Regions from separate parts of the Mus musculus genome. Here all the other regions are linked to region 2. The links are chromatin loops, found by intact Hi-C in ENCODE. Cell type or tissue: heart. All regions are shown on one strand.

Region 1 (5,000 bases), 92 kb before region 2:
AACCTCTGGAAGAGCAGTCAGTACTGAGCCATCTCTCCAGCCCCCAAGTACTTTTAAAAACAGAGGCCATTGGTCATAGAAGGCACAATTTGGCTGTTAGAAGCCATCTTGCAATAGGAAACGTTCAGCTTCCCTTCCACAAGGAAGAATGCTCAGCTCAGAGGAACCAGGCTGCTCTTTCAGAGTGTAGAGGTGGCAAGGGTTCAGTTGCTGGACACTTAGTCACTCCCCCATCAGAGCAGAGCATCTACCCCTCCTCCTCTGGCCCTTCATCCCCTTGGATGCGAGAATGTGTGTATGTGTGTGTGTGTATGTGTGTGTGTGTGTGGGGGGGGGTTGGTGGGGGTGTTACTGCTTCCTGGCAGCCTGTCCCGCTCAGGGTGGAGGCCTTCCCCAGGGACAGAGGAGGCTCCAGGCTGCTTTCCTTGGGTAATCTGGGTGGACCCTGCAGGCCCAGCCCCATTTCACGTTTCCCTTCTGGCCCCTGCTGAATGTCCAGCCCTCTCTTCATGTTTTCTCTCTGGGTGGAGTCTCAGACTTGGAGACCTCATTCACTCCTCCACAACCCCTCCTCGAACGACCAAAGTTACCAGGGATGAGGCTAGAGTGCAGGTTGAGGGCTGCTCCCAGCTCACTGCCCAGAGTTCCCTGGGGCCTCTTTCAAACCTGTCCTATCTCCTCTTTCTTCTCTGCAGGCCCATTAGCTGTACACACTGGATATGGTCTATCCTTTTTAGGATTTTCTTTGAGGCCACCTCTTACTCTGAAGCCAGCCTCGAACTCTTCAAGCACCTGCCTCAGTTTGAGGTCCCCGGCAAGCCCCACCACATCCAGCTCAAAACACTCTTACTGGACACCTCTAATTGTCCTGGGCAGGGGGAATCCATCATATATGGCCTTGGCAGTATCTGGGGTTTCTCTTCGTTTGACTCTTGCGTCTTCTAAATATTCTGCTTCTGTCCTGCACACTAGTGTCCTTCGTGGTTAAAGTGGCTCGGTCTCTGTAAGTTTACGTGTGCATCCTGTGGGGTCTGAAAAAATGATGTTTCTCTGGAGTCATCACCACCTCTGGCTCTTACAATCTGCCCACATCCTCTTCTTCATAGAACTCCTAACCTTGGACGGAGGCGTTTGATAAAGATATCCCATTTAGGACACAGTGTTCCAGAGCCTCTCACTCTCTGGATGGTGTCCAGTTGTGGATCTTCTTGTCGTTGGCTCTCATCTACTGTAGGAAGAGGCTTCTCTGATTGGATGGAGCGATGCTCTGATCTGTGGATATAGCAAGGTGTCATTTTATTGCTATGTTGTTGTTATTGTTTTAGCAGAATAATAGTGTTATGTTTTCGCTAGGGACCATGACCGAGGAAGCCTCAGGTTCTTGAGCATGGTAGCAGTGTCACACACGGGAATGTACCAAACGCCACTCCTAACCAGGAGCTGTTTGTAATTGATTACTTTCTGGGAAAGAAACAACAACAACAACAACAAAACAACAACAACCCAGTTTTCTCCAATGGTGTGTCACTAGGAATATCAGCCACATTCTAGGTAGGCCTCATGCCCAGGAATTATTGGACAACATAAAAGTCTCTGTGGTCTTGGTTTGCGTGTGTGTACTTTTTGTTTTATTGTGGTATTTTTTGTCTTACTGATTTTTTTCTTTATTTTTATCTGTTTTGATTTTGTGGTTTTGTTTGTTTTCCTTATTTTGTTTTTGTGTTTTATTGAGAAAGAGAGAGAGAGAGAGCGAGAGGGAGAGAGAGAGAGAGAGAGAGAGAGAACACAAAGTTGGTTGTGGGGAAGAATTAAGATAGAGAAAAGAATATGATTAAAATATATTGTATGAGAATTAAAAAAAATACAAATTTTAAAAATGGCCCAGTCAAGCAGACCATACCCCTGCCCTTCTTCCCTCTTTTCATCTCTCATTATCTGCACTCAGGAAAACCACAAATCACTGTTGACCCAAAACCGTGGAAGATAAAACCATTCAAGGCCCTAGACAGGTTGTAGCTGCGTTGGTGATGCTGGTTGTCATCTGCTGGTTCCCAGTGGCAGGGCAGGAGCTTCGGGGCAGTCTTATGCCTGGACTAGATCTCACACCCAATGCCCAGGCAAGAGGAACCCAGCTGGGATCTCTCCCCAGGCCATGCCTCCCTGTGATCAGGATCCCAGAGTGGGGCAGATGATAATGCTAAAGCCCAGGCTGACAGGGTCCCTGCTGCTAAGCGCCTCTTGCCCCTTGTTGCCGCTGTGAGATGGGCACTCTTTGAACACTCCTTTTCCTCACCCCTCTGTCAGGCTATTTTAGATGTGCCCGAGTCTCTGTCCCCAGAGGATGACAGGTAGTGTGACACTGGGCTCTCATGGATGTCAGTCCAACTCCACATCTGAGGGGGTTGGGGCGGGGGCTTAGGACCGGCCATACGCTGCTGGAGGCTCGAGTAGTACTTCCGGCAGTGACTGTACTGTATTTCCTTCTTCTTTGAGGATCTCAGCGTGCTGAGCCCTGGTGGCCTTCCCTTCCCCTGCCAGTGTCCCTCGCGCCCCTCCCTTCGGGGCTGTTTTGGTGCCTGTGTTTTCCCAGAACCTCGGCCTCTCCTTTCCTTTTCCTTGCATAGTGACTCTTCCTGTGATCTCTCAGGCCCCACCCTCCCTCAGTCTGGGGGGCGCCGCTGCCTCCCTTCCTCTCTCCAAGCCCTTCCTCCACTCTTTCTATTCCTGGTTGGACCAGACTCTCTCATTGTCCCTTCCCAGGAAAGGCTTGTCTGGCTGGTCCCTGGTCCCTGGTCACCGGTAACTGATTGCAGGGTGGGGGACCTGAGCTCAGAAGAAAGCGGGTGATGCGGGAAGCTCCGCCCGCAGCCCGCAGCCCACAACCCACAGCAGCAACACCAGCAACGTTTTTAGAAGCCTCATTTTCTAAGTTAGTCCACAGTCACAACGGGACTCCCTCACCAAGGGCTCAGCTGCCCGTACTCAGTTCACCAGGGTTTGTGTGTGTAGCGGGCTGGGTGAGTACTTACACTACAGATGCCACAGGGTGTTTCCCAGCAGCCACCGCGTGGCTAGGTCTGTGAGCCTGGGCAACTGGTACCCAAACCCAGATCAACGATTCTTACATCACCGCTAAAGGCATTTACCACGGGAAGAGGAGACCTTCCGTCTGCACCCCCCTGAGGAGGTAACACTAAGCCCCCAAGAACTACAGCCTACTGACAACTTCAGGGGAGTGACCGGAATCTGGGGAGAAGTTAGGTCTTTCTACACACAGGCCTGCAAGGGCATCCCTCTGCCTCTTCCTGCCTGGGCCTGTGAGGATTTGTTTCTCCCACCCCTCCCCCATTCTGCTTTTGGTCTTTAAAAGTACACAGCACAGAGGGGCCCTGGAGTATTTTTACTCGGTGGATTCAGAAGCAGATGTTCAGGTCAAGCCCAGGCGCATTCACAGGCAGCAGCTGCAGGCTCTCAGCATCCCAGGCACTTAGGCTTGGAGATGGCAGCTGACAGGACCCAGTTTTTGCAGCAAGCAGTTACCATTTGGGTGTCAGGAAGCAAGCTTTGTTTGGGGGTGTAGCTCAAGGCTAGGGCACTTGCCTCGAACCCTAGACCTGCAAAAACAGAAGCCCCAAACATAGTGCATGGGGAGTCTTGAATGCAGACAGACCTGGAATCCCAGCAGGGTTGGCTATCCTCTCAGCTGGGCCTCTATCAACCCTACTCGGTGCCTCTGACCTGTGGTGCTCCACAGGACATGCCTGCCTTTCCCAGATGAAGTCTGCCCGAGGGAGACACCGGTTTCTGAAGCTGAAGAGGACTGCTCTGTGTGGGAGGCAGAGTGACAAGCCTCAGTCTGAGCTGTCCCAGGATATTTATTACAAATCCTGAGAGGGAATCAGAATGAGCAAGCGTCAACAGGCTTAGGAGGTGTGTGTGTATGTGTGTGTGTGTGTGTGTGTGTTTGTGTGTGTAATAAGGCCAGTCTCAGATACTCCTTTTCATCTGAGAGAAAAATGGCCTATATGGGACCAAGCAACCAGGCCCAATGCCCTGTCCCCATGAGCTTGGTCAGAAAAACTATAGATTATCTCCCTAGGCCCCAAATTCTAGACTCAAGGCCACAGCCTCAGATTTCACTTCAGAACCTTACTGAACCCCTCTGGCTGTGTTGTGGGTGATACCCCTCCCTAATTAAATGCTATTTATTCTCTTACTCATGACTTTCTCGTAAACGATTCTAATCATTCTGGGAAGCAGGACAAGTATACACGGGGAGAAAGAAAAGAAGATGGCACATTTGGGATGCCCCTCTAGACACTTGGCCTTCGCGTGGGATCATTTCCTGAAAGATACGACTTTTTCATAATAAGTAGATTGCCTTCAATTTTTTTTCTTAACTGCAGGAATTTTATAGGAAAAATTTGAAGGAGAAGACTTGCTGAGTCTAATGGCAGATGTCAGGAACCTGTGCACTGGGGAGGTGGAGCCAGGTGGGTCAGGAACTCCAGGCCAACCCAAGCTACGTAATCAAATCTATCTTGGGAGGGAAAGGGCAGATGAAGAAAGAGAGGGAAGCAAAGAGGGGGAAAGAGCTAGATCCCAAGGAGGGAGGACAGACAGACGGAGGGAGAGATAGATCTGCCTCAAGGAGGGAGGAGGGAGAGACAGAGAGGATAAGAATTGCCATAATTATTTATATAGACAACCACAGTTAATATTTTGTTTTTTTTGAGACAGGGTTTCTCTGTGTAGCCCTGGCTATCCTGGAACTCACTCTGTAGTACAGGCTGGCCTCAAACTCAAAGGCATGTACTACCAGGCCTGGCATAGATATTTCTTCCATGTATAAGTTTATTTTTAATATTTAAAACATTGGAAGTTTTTATTTATTTATTTATTTTTAATTAGCATGCTAGGTATTAGATAAGATTATGGCTTGTCAGTTTTCTGCGCTACTAAGTACTGTGGTGGTTTGCTATGATACGGGTCCTCATGCA
Region 2 (5,000 bases):
GAATTTCACTGACCCAGCACATTTTGATGATTGACGGTGTTGCTGGAATGATTGCAGGAGCCTCCAGATATATTGATTTTGAAGGAAGGCCATTTATTTAGACAGAGGCATTGCAGTAAACTGAGTGTGTGGTTGACTTGTAACCAGTTTACACGCTATCATCTATTCATGTATATGAATGGCCCTCTGAAAATTATCACAATGTTCAATTTTTAAGTTGTATTTTTGTTTTTCTTGTCATATGTGTGTGATAATGTTGCATTACAAACCTTTTCCTGGAGAGACACAACACACACACACATCTACTTGCAGATCCTACCACAGACCAAAATATGAATACCACCAAAGTCCAACTTGGTGAACCAATGAAGTTATTGGATTTACTTAAAGGAGCAGAAATGACTCAAAGATGCTGTATCACCAAAGCCCACCTCAGCATGGGTGATAGTTTACAAAGTTGGGAACCTGGAGCTCACTACAGGAAGCTCAATAGGTTAGAAAGTGTTCTTCCCAAGTGGCTCAGTTGGTCTAAACCCCTTCCAGGCAGCTCGGCTGCTTTCTGCTTCTTCCAGGCAGCTGGTCTGGCTTCGGAGTCTCCTTTGCAGTTTGGCTTATCTAAGAGGGACTCTCAGTAGTTATTGCTTACTCTTCCAGGGAGGGGCCTAATGAATCCTGTCAGTTTCAGGGACTTCCTGAAGCTGCCTTGAATGGTTTACCTTTCTGCTTAAGGAGCTCCCTTGAGCTCCTTCACTCTCTGAGGAAACTGTTACACAATGGGTATGCAGGCATGTGTGATTGCATATTCACATGTGAATATTACATGTGTGTGTGTGTGTGTGTGTGTGTGTGTGTGTGTGTTTGTATACATGTGGAGATCTGAGGATGATATAGGAAACCCTCCTGGTTTTCTACTTTACTTATTAAGCAGAGTCTGTCAATCAAACCCAGTGCCCCATTTGCTCTGAAGCTAGCATTATAGGCAGCAGTAAACAGCCCAGATCCATTCTTTCTCCTAATCTGTCAAGGCTAGGGATTATTTCTTTTTATGTTTATTTTATTTTTTTATTTATGGGTGTTTTGCCTGTATGTATATATGTCTTTGTACCACATGTGTAGAGTGTCCATAGAGGCCAGAAGAGCATGTCAAATCCTTGATACTGGAGTATGTATAGTTGTAAACTGCCCCGTGGGTGCTGGGAATCAAACACAACACTTTTGCAAGAGCAGCACGTGCTCTTAACCACTGAGCCATCTCTCTGTCCTCAATATTTATATTCCTTGCTCGCCTTTGACTAGCCACAGCCTGGCATAATGCCCACTGGCACAGGCTAGACACACATCAGCGGCTTCTCCAGAGACCGTACTGACTGTGACTCCTCAATGCTGTTTCCTTATGCATTGGGTAGGAGTGGCTTCAGCTGCGGCTTCCTGTTGGAATTGCTGGGGGAGCTTGTAAGGAACGTTGATGTCCAAGCCCCATGGCTGGGGACTCTGGTTTACCAGAAGAATCATATGCAGTATAATTTTGTAAAAGCCAATGCCTCGCCTACAGTCTACTGTCCGGACCCTGGTCTAATGCCCAGGTTTCAGGCTCTACCCTGTTCCTCCAGCTCGAGTGAGGCTCTTGGGGCTCTTTCCCTAGAACACTCCTACACATGTGGCTTACCCTTGGAAACTTCTCAAATGGCTCTCTGTCATCAGGCCACACCACCAGAGGCCATGGAAATATATTCCAGAGACCTAAGAGAAGTGGATTTAGTTCTGTGTCAACCAGCAGTTATGGAGAAGAACCAGGAAAGGGAAGGTGTGAAATATGAGGAGAACATAAGTTGATTGGAAAGGCATCAACAGAGGGAAAGGCTCTGAGGAAGAGCTGGGGGAGGGGAAGGAACAAAAAAAGAAGCTGGGATGCCCATAGCTGACCCTCAGACAAAACACCTATGAACCGACAACAACACTTGGCTAGGGTCCAGTAGACTTCAATGAGGATGGAAACTTCCAGGCTCATGTTGAGTGGGAAGAATCGTGGCCAGGGGCATGGCAAGTCTGGGCGGCAGGAAGGTGAGTGCATAGCACTAGTGTGAGCCTGGACTTAGTGAGAAGAGGAAGGAAGCTTTGTAAAAGCAATTTACATCTATGTATCTATTTCTATTTGTCTGTCTGTCTATTATCTATTTGTCTATCTGTCTATCTGTCTATCTATCTATCTATCTATCTATCTATCTATCTATCTATCTATCTATCTATCCATCCATTCCTCTGGGTTTTCTGTTCCTTCCCTGGTGCCTTGGCCACTTTGCCTAGTGTCCCGGCATCCCAGGAATTTCCCTACTGCTCCAGGGAGGATGTTTCTTGCCGCAAGGTTTTGCAAAATAAGAAAAGGTTTATCAACTCCTATTGCACCACAGGAGAATGTTCCCGGCCCCTTGACGTTTACAGTGTGTAACTGATTTTATCGGGAGGAATGTTGTTTGGAGTGGAGTGGCCTTCTCCAATGGGTAGACAAGAAACGGAAGGTCATTTGAGGATCCACCCCAAACTATGTAAGTTGGTGCTCAGCATTGCTGTACATAAGGCTTGGGACACTGGCCAAGCCATGAGCAACCCTTCCTCCCTGGAGGAGGTCCCAGCCAGTTTCCAGAGGGACTGGGTGTTTACATTCTCACCTTGGCCCTGAAGGGCAAAAGCCCTAAGCCTAGCACTGGTCTGCAGAAAACAGCAAGGAAAGGGCTCTCTAGCCCTGGACCTAACATTACTTAACTCTGCCTGGACAAAAGCAGACCATTCCTGACATTCCAGAAGGGGGACAATAAGGCTTCTCCTGGAGGGGATTAAAAATACAGAAGGGGACTTATTCCTTTAGCTCTTTGGTCAGAAGCCCAAAGGCCTTTTGTTTCCTGGAACTCAGAACAAAACAGCATAGAGGCTGCATGTATTTCACAAGAGGTTGGGGTTCTGCCTCTTCTAGTTCAACTCCTGAGAGGCTGGGTCAGCCCTGCCGCTGGTCTGCATGGTTCTTCTGAGCAGTAGATCTTTGGGCAGAGGAAGGTGCCAAATGGCAGACAGAGACCCAAGCCTGGGATGACAAAAGAGGCCAGAAATCTTCATCCCTAGTGAAAGGGATAGGGTTGAGCGGCCTCAAGATCAGCTGCTGAACAGCTGAAGAACAAGTTAGGTAAGCACTGAACAGCAGGATGCTCTTCCAGCCCACCCACCCCACCCCCCTGCCCAGTCTGGGTGGGCCTGTGACAAGGTCTAAGTTATGTCACTACAACTATTTTTAGATTGGATAGAATTCTAGCCCTCGTGTTCTAACTCCTAGAATGTGTGAATATGATCTTATTTGAAAATAGTCTTCACTGATGTAATCAGGTTAAAACGAGACCATACTGGATTCCAGCGGGTCCTACATCCACGGACCAGGTCCTTAGAAGAAGGCCATGATGCTCAGAGAGGGAAGGTACCCATGTCACGATGGAGGAACAGACTGTAAGCCAAGGGTGGCTGGCTACCACTAGATGCTAGGAAGAGGTGAGAGTGGTTCCTGCCTTAGACCCGTCAGTCAGGATTCTGTTAGAGGACAAATTGTCATCCTACATCCAGGCACTGATGGTACCTAGGTAAGAAACTAGCTGCATGTTGCTCCCGGTCTCACATCCTTCCAGCTGCCGCTTCAGTTCCTCACCTCACAGACATCCTCATCTCCTGCCTTACTCAGGAAACTTAGGTCCTGAGACAGAGATTCAGACCCTTGGCTGGACTGCCCGCTCCTCCACCGGTGTTCCCCTCTAGGCCTTGCACCCAGCAACAGCCTGTACCCTCCTGCCTCTCCCCTACTATCTGTGCCTTCACTCCCTGCACTTCTGTCCTACTCCCTGTCAAGTAGATCCTTTCTCGGTCCAAATTCTGCACTGAAAACACCACTCCCTCTCTCCTCACCCCTGTAGTCACTGGCCCAACTCACTCTGTCCACCAAACACAACCCTCTTGAGACATCCTCTCAGCCAGCTGGGCTTCACCACCCTCTCCTCTGTGTGCCTCTCGTGTGGCTTCTGTTCCAGTCACCACAATTGTTATGATCCCTGGTCACAAATGTTGCCAAAGCAATGGATTCTTTCAGCCTTTGCCTTACTTGACCTTCTTCGGGGTTATACACTGTTGACCACACCCTCCTTCCCTTGGCCCCAATGACACTACCACCACCCACTCACCAACCCCGCCCCCCAGCTCTCCTCCACCCTCTCTATGCATGGCTCCTTTCCAGTCTCCTTTCTCTCTAGGGCAGGTCACGTTGGGTTCTCCAGAGCTCGTGCTCAGGGCTCTTTGACTACGGTTCTCCTAGGTGACCTCATCCCCTTCTATTCAGACTGAGACTGCAGACTCGGACTTCTCTCAGCTCCAAATCTACAGGCTCAAAGGCATCCTTGACACTGCCATATGGATGTCTCAAAGTCACCTGGGACCAACGTCCCAAACCCAATCAATCAATGATCTTGACTTGGAAGACCTGCTACTTATTCATACATGGTCCTCTCTCCCTTGTGAAGGGTACCAACATCTATCCAAGCACACAAGCCCAGAATTAAGGAAAGCCTGACTTTTCTCCACCTTTCTTACCCATCAACACTGCTTGTGGGGTTTGCTTTCTACTCTTAGTTTCAAACCCAGGACAAGCAGCTGAGATGCCTGCTTAGCACATCAAAGCAGACCTGGTCACTAGGTTCTCCCTGCATCCCTCAGTCCCTACCTATCACAGAGCCCTCTGGCTGGCATACCCTGCCACCAACTCCAAACTTCTCCAGTCCAAGGGCTGGGCTGCCTTTCCCTTAGATGCCCTTTCCTATATAAATCCAGCCATTTTGGCTACCCATCCTCTTTGGGCCTCCTGGATGCTGCACCTGGTTCCCCTTTCCCTTCTCTGCCCCCCCCCCTCCCATTGCTCTGGGTCATGTCCACTCTGGGCTCTCCCAGATGTCCCTGCCTCTGGCTATGCTCTCCCA
Region 3 (5,000 bases), 110 kb before region 2:
GACACCAACGCTGCAGGCTTTGTCTCCAAGTGGTTTCCAGGCTGTGGGGCAAGGCCTGCCTGGAGGGCCGGCCTTGCAGTGCCCTCCGTGGCCTCTGTGTGGAGTTGCAGTCTGTGTTCTCTCGGGACCTCTGGGCAGGATACCTCGCCCCAGGGCAGCTCACTCAGCCCTTCTCCCTTCCACAGTCCTAGGAGGAAACACCCACTCCTGTGTGTGGATTGCTTCTCCAGAGCTGGTGTTTATGTTTTTGTTCACCAAGGACTGTCATGCACACACTCTCAAGTGACACTGGACAGGGCTGGGCAGGGTTACTTGAGAGATGCCGAAACAGCAGCCGGGAGAGGGGACGTTGGTTCTGAGAGCGCCGCTGTGCAGCTAGCTCCCAGCTGGTCCAGCAGAGAGAGGCAAAGTCTGGGAGTAGGCAGAGAACTATTTCAATGAGGGCCTGACTTTCATTCCAGCCTTGGTCCCCATGGCCCTGCCTGCCCCTAGCAGTGCTGGCAGAGTCCGAGGGAAGCAGGGAACACCCTAAGCTCTGGTTCAATGCTAGACCTCTGTCCACCTGTATTTTCAAACTGCATGGGGTTGGGGATCCCTGCCCGGTGTCCTCTGCTCCTACAGGCTTCCGCATGGCCTTCTTCAGAGATGGGCAGTGAGGTGTAGTGTGGGACAAAGACTATGGGTCCCAGTGTTCTGCTCCCAGAAACCTGGGGATAGAAAGTCCCCTAACCCATTGGTCTGGAGTGTGCTGAGAGCATAGCGCCCATCTTTGTTCCAAACCTCTCACTTGACTGGTGCTCAGCCAAGGCTTGAACTCACAGATCTTTGCTGTGTGTGTGTGTACATATGTACGTATTTGAGGAACCGGGGAGAGGGACACTCTATATGTATTATCCTAGTCACCCTTGAAACACCTAGTGGGGGCCGTGAGGTAACAATGCCCACTTTATAGACAAGGGAGTGGAGACTCCAAAGAGCTGGTCCAATTTTCCTAGATTGTGTAGTAAGTGGCTTGGCTAGTATGACCTCAGAGGCGCCATGTGCCATCAGGTAGAGGTAGGGTCTCTATACTGCTTCCATTCTTTCAGATCAAGAGGGTCTGAGAGCCTGAGTTCTCAGCCAGCCTTCTCTTGTGGGGGTCAGATGGTCAGAGCCAAGCCCCTAGAGGGGTAAACAAGAGATGAAATAGAAGCCTGTGAACAACACCAGGCAGGGTGGTGACAAAGACATGCTCTCCCAGTGCCACTAGGAACTGAGATCTCGGACAAGCTCAGCCAACAAGTGCTAGATTCAGGTCCAAAGTCCGGCAGGTTTATTGTCAGGCCACCGAGGTCACTCCCCACGTAGCCTGCCTCTCACCCCTGGGTTCTCCAGCAGCTGCCTTCTTCCTGGAAGGCGGGGTGATACAGCAGGTGGCTCCACACTGGTCCTCTGCATTGAGCCCGAGGGCAGTCCCACCTCAGCGTGGGTGAGCATTTCTGCCATTCCTTAGCATAGTTCCCTGACAAAGATGCCAGCTGAGAGTGGGCAAGGAGCACAGCTGGGTCAGGGTAGCAAGCCTGCGGGATCTGAGGCCGCGGTAGAAGGGGCATGGTGAATAGCCTTTATTTTTGAGACAGCATCTCATTGTGTAACTCTAGCTGGGTCTGGATTAACACTATGTAGATCAGGCTAACTTTGTACTCAGAGATCTACCTGCCTCTGCTTCTGCCTCTGAGTGCTGGGATTAAAGGTGTACCACCAAGATGTTTTTATTATTATTATTATTATTATTATTATTATTATCATCATCATCATCATCATTATCCTATCTTCTGTTTCTCTTTTATCTCTCCCCATACTTGACTTGCCTCCCTTTCTGGTTTCCTTCCCTTCTCTCTTTCCTTCTATCTTCATGATTGGATCCTTGAAATGAACCAGTGTATGGGAGTTTTTGGCCTAGCCCAGATCATTCATTCCTATTGCTGTCCTAAATCCTCTTGGTACCCTTTTACCACTAAATATATATGTTAGTGTGTTTAGCCGAAGATGTGACCCCTGTGACCCCTGTGGACAAAGGTAATGAGCAGCATTTGGGTGACTTGGAAGCAGGCATTGCGGATGATTTAGACTTGAGGAGTGTGGTCATTCATTTATATTGGATCTCAGCAGATGCCATTCACCACGGAGGGCTAGTGTGACAAGTTCTTGTTATAGACACTGGGACAGAATCTGGAAGCTCATGGATGCTCAGGGAGAGATGAAGTTGGGCCTGCCTGGATGCCCTTACCTGGTCCCTCTCTTCAGAACCCTCATTTGCTTTGACAGTGATCTGAGGCACACGGCTGGGATGTCATAGTGGGACTGAGGCTTCAGAAGAGTCCCAGTTGCTGGAATTGTCCCTTAGGTGGCTTGTCACAACAACGTGAATGCTCTGGGGGATAGGGATAGATACTGTCACGTCTGTGTCACCCAGCACCGGGCTAAGGCCTCAGGCAGGGTTTGAGACTCTGTTAATTGGGCAAATGAAGGAATCAGAATGTGGAGAGCCCTGGGGAAAGGTCCCGGCCACCCTTGGCCCCTTGTCTGCAGACCTGGGTGGCTGATCCTCCCCAGGCTCCCCCCAGAGAGGCGCCAACCTTCCTGTTTTGGCAGTGGCTCTCAGGTATTCTGTCTGCACAGGCTCAGCTGGCAAGGGATTTCACAATGCCTTCACAGAGGGCCCGGCCCTGGGTGGAGACCGGTTACAAGTTCAGTCAGACCTTCTTGGGCAGAAGGAAGGAAGAAGGGTTACAGCTGAGAGAAGCCGTGGCTTTGAATGTCTTCCTCCTGGATTTTCTTGTATGTAAGGAGTGGTGGCGCTTAAGGAGGCGCTGCATATTTGATGAAAGAGTGGAGAGGGGGGGATGGGTCACTGGGAAATCGGACTGTATATCCTACCTATCCCAGGTCAGTACTGTATCTGTGTACTGTCACAGCCTTGGATAACAATACTATCTCCCCCTCCTCCCTCCCTTCTTCCGTTCCTTCTCCCCCTTTCCCATGTGTCATAATACCCATATCCGTATGTAAGTAAATCAAACCAGAATCTAGACAACGGGGACAGGGAGTCTCCTGCCTTATTCTTTCCAACTGTGTAGGTCTGAAAGGAAGGCGAGGGATCTGGGGATGCTGAGAGGAAGTCAACGGAGCAGGGATGTTGGCCAGACACTCCCATAGATCAGCTGGAGTCTGGCTGGGGATCTGTGGATGTATGTTATGAATAGGCAGTCCAGCATCAACCCGAGGGGCCAAAGAACAAAACTGGTCTGACTTAAACAGACCCTCCTTTGCTCAGAACCAGACACCAGGCAAGGCAGATGAAGGATTGTGGGAAGGGAATGTCAAATGCCGCTAGCCAGTTGTTTCTCATCACACTCCTCCAGTTATAGCACATAGGATCGCAGTGATCTCACTTTTGACCAATGGCCAATGCATTCAGCTGTCTGGAGAAATAATCTATTAACTGGGTACCTGCCAATTGTCTGGAATAGGAACGGAGTTTGGGCATAGGTTTTAAAAAGTGATAACATTGTTACAGGTCCTGCCTAGGCAAGGAGATGGGAAACACAAGCCAGCCAGCACTAGCCCCAGAGTTAGACTTGGACGAGGCGCTGTGTTCTGAGTAACTCAGCACCCCCTGGCTGACCTCTTTTCCTCTGCGGAGTTCTATGGCAGTGGTTCTCAACCTGTGGGTCATGACCCCTTGGGTGAAGGTGGGGGTTGAAAGACCTCTTTCACAGGGGGTCACCTAAAACCGTTAGAAAGCACAAATATTTATATTATGATTCATAACAGTAGCAAAATTACAGTTATGAAGTAGCAACAAAAATAATTTTATGGTTGGGGGTCACCACAACATGAGGAACTATATTAAAGGGGTGCAGCGTTAGGAAGGTGGAGAGCCACTGGGCTTTGGGTCTAAGGGCACACCACCATAGACCCCCAGCATCTGAGCCTTGAGTGAAGAGCTGGGGGACACTTGCTGGGTCACACGGTTGCCATTGGGACGCTTCTCCCACATCCTCGTCTTGTGTCCATCTTGTGTGTTTTGGGGGAGCGATGGCTCATGTCTGTGTGTTCCTCTCTCCTCTTCTCAAGACCCCTTGTGATGCTGGCTTGTGAGGAAGGCAGCAGGACTGGTCCCCAGCCTACCACCAAGCTCAGCCTATGGCTGTTAGGGACCCGTGCCTTAGTCCTGGTTGTGAAAGACATAGACACGTTGTCACAGATGACTCTGGCTTCATCCAAACCCTTCAGCTAGCTAGACAGTATAGGAAAGCTAGCTAGACAGTATAGGAAAGGGTCTGACACATTCTGCAGGCAGACTGAGCACAGCCAGGCCCTTTGGATGAAAAAAACTTTCAGAAAAAATGGCTCTTGTGTGATCATTACATATCTGAAGTGTGAGCATGACAACAGCCATCTTTTATCAACTACCACATAGGCTTGCTTTATTTATTTATTTGTTTATTTATTTATTGTTTTACTTGTACCTGTTTACTTAATTATTATCCACTAAGCGTGTCTCGTGATTATTCCCATTTTGTAGATGGGAAAGTTGAGGCAGTGATCCATAAACACTTTACCATTTGAGAGAACAGAGGACACTCAAATAACCTAAGTAAGCTCTTACCCACAACACCTGGGGCCTGGGTGAGTTCTACTTTATATAGTAAATAGGCCTTCCCTCAGAGAGCAGCCTCCAAATTTGTGGTTCTGTTGGGTTGTACCAATTGCCTGATAACAGCAGCATTTTCTCCAGGTCTTTTTGCCTATGACCTGTTATCTCTCAGACATCCATCAGAGTCTGTCGAAGTGCGTCAGATGCAAGGTCCTCCATGGTGTGGTGGGTGGATTGTGTTGGGCCTCAGCGTCACCGGTGGCTGGCTGGCCCTTCAGTTAGCACCAGCTCTCACATGTCTGCTTTTTTTTTTTTTTAAAGATTTATTTATTATTATACATAAGTACACTGTAGCTGT

What was found. A loop is a pair of places that touch in the nucleus more often than their neighbours do. Peaks named below come from ENCODE experiments on the same cell type or tissue, not always from the same donor. Only the 100,000 strongest peaks of a DNase experiment are listed, where the experiment ranks them.
Region 1: it touches region 2 in a loop (4-fold over the local background); 9 of 42 quality-filtered maps call a loop at or near these places.
Region 3: a loop joins it to region 2, with 6 times the contacts of the local background. A loop is called at or near these places in 10 of 42 quality-filtered maps.

The regions. Positions count from the first base shown.
Region 1 is chr16:33,581,570-33,586,569 of GRCm38, forward strand. All of the region lies in intron 4 of Slc12a8 (solute carrier family 12 (potassium/chloride transporters), member 8), which reads left to right. Among named protein-coding and RNA genes, the nearest start is that of Slc12a8, 66 kb to the left of the region's middle. In heart, a CTCF peak has its summit at 2,509; DNase peaks (open chromatin) are centred at 462, 1,052, 2,632 and 3,402; H3K4me3 peaks cover 1,416 bases; H3K27ac peaks cover 3,857 bases.
Region 2 is chr16:33,673,990-33,678,989 of GRCm38, forward strand. No RefSeq gene overlaps it. Among named protein-coding and RNA genes, the nearest start is that of Heg1, 8.0 kb to the right of the region's middle. In heart, no CTCF peak of the experiment used is centred here; DNase peaks (open chromatin) are centred at 1,982, 2,482, 3,032, 4,092 and 2 weaker places; H3K27ac peaks cover 1,214 bases.
Region 3 is chr16:33,560,402-33,565,401 of GRCm38, forward strand. The region is part of intron 4 of Slc12a8 (solute carrier family 12 (potassium/chloride transporters), member 8); the gene reads left to right. Among named protein-coding and RNA genes, the nearest start is that of Slc12a8, 45 kb to the left of the region's middle. In heart, a CTCF peak has its summit at 5; DNase peaks (open chromatin) are centred at 90, 1,060, 2,660 and 3,530; H3K4me3 peaks cover 570 bases; H3K27ac peaks cover 2,984 bases.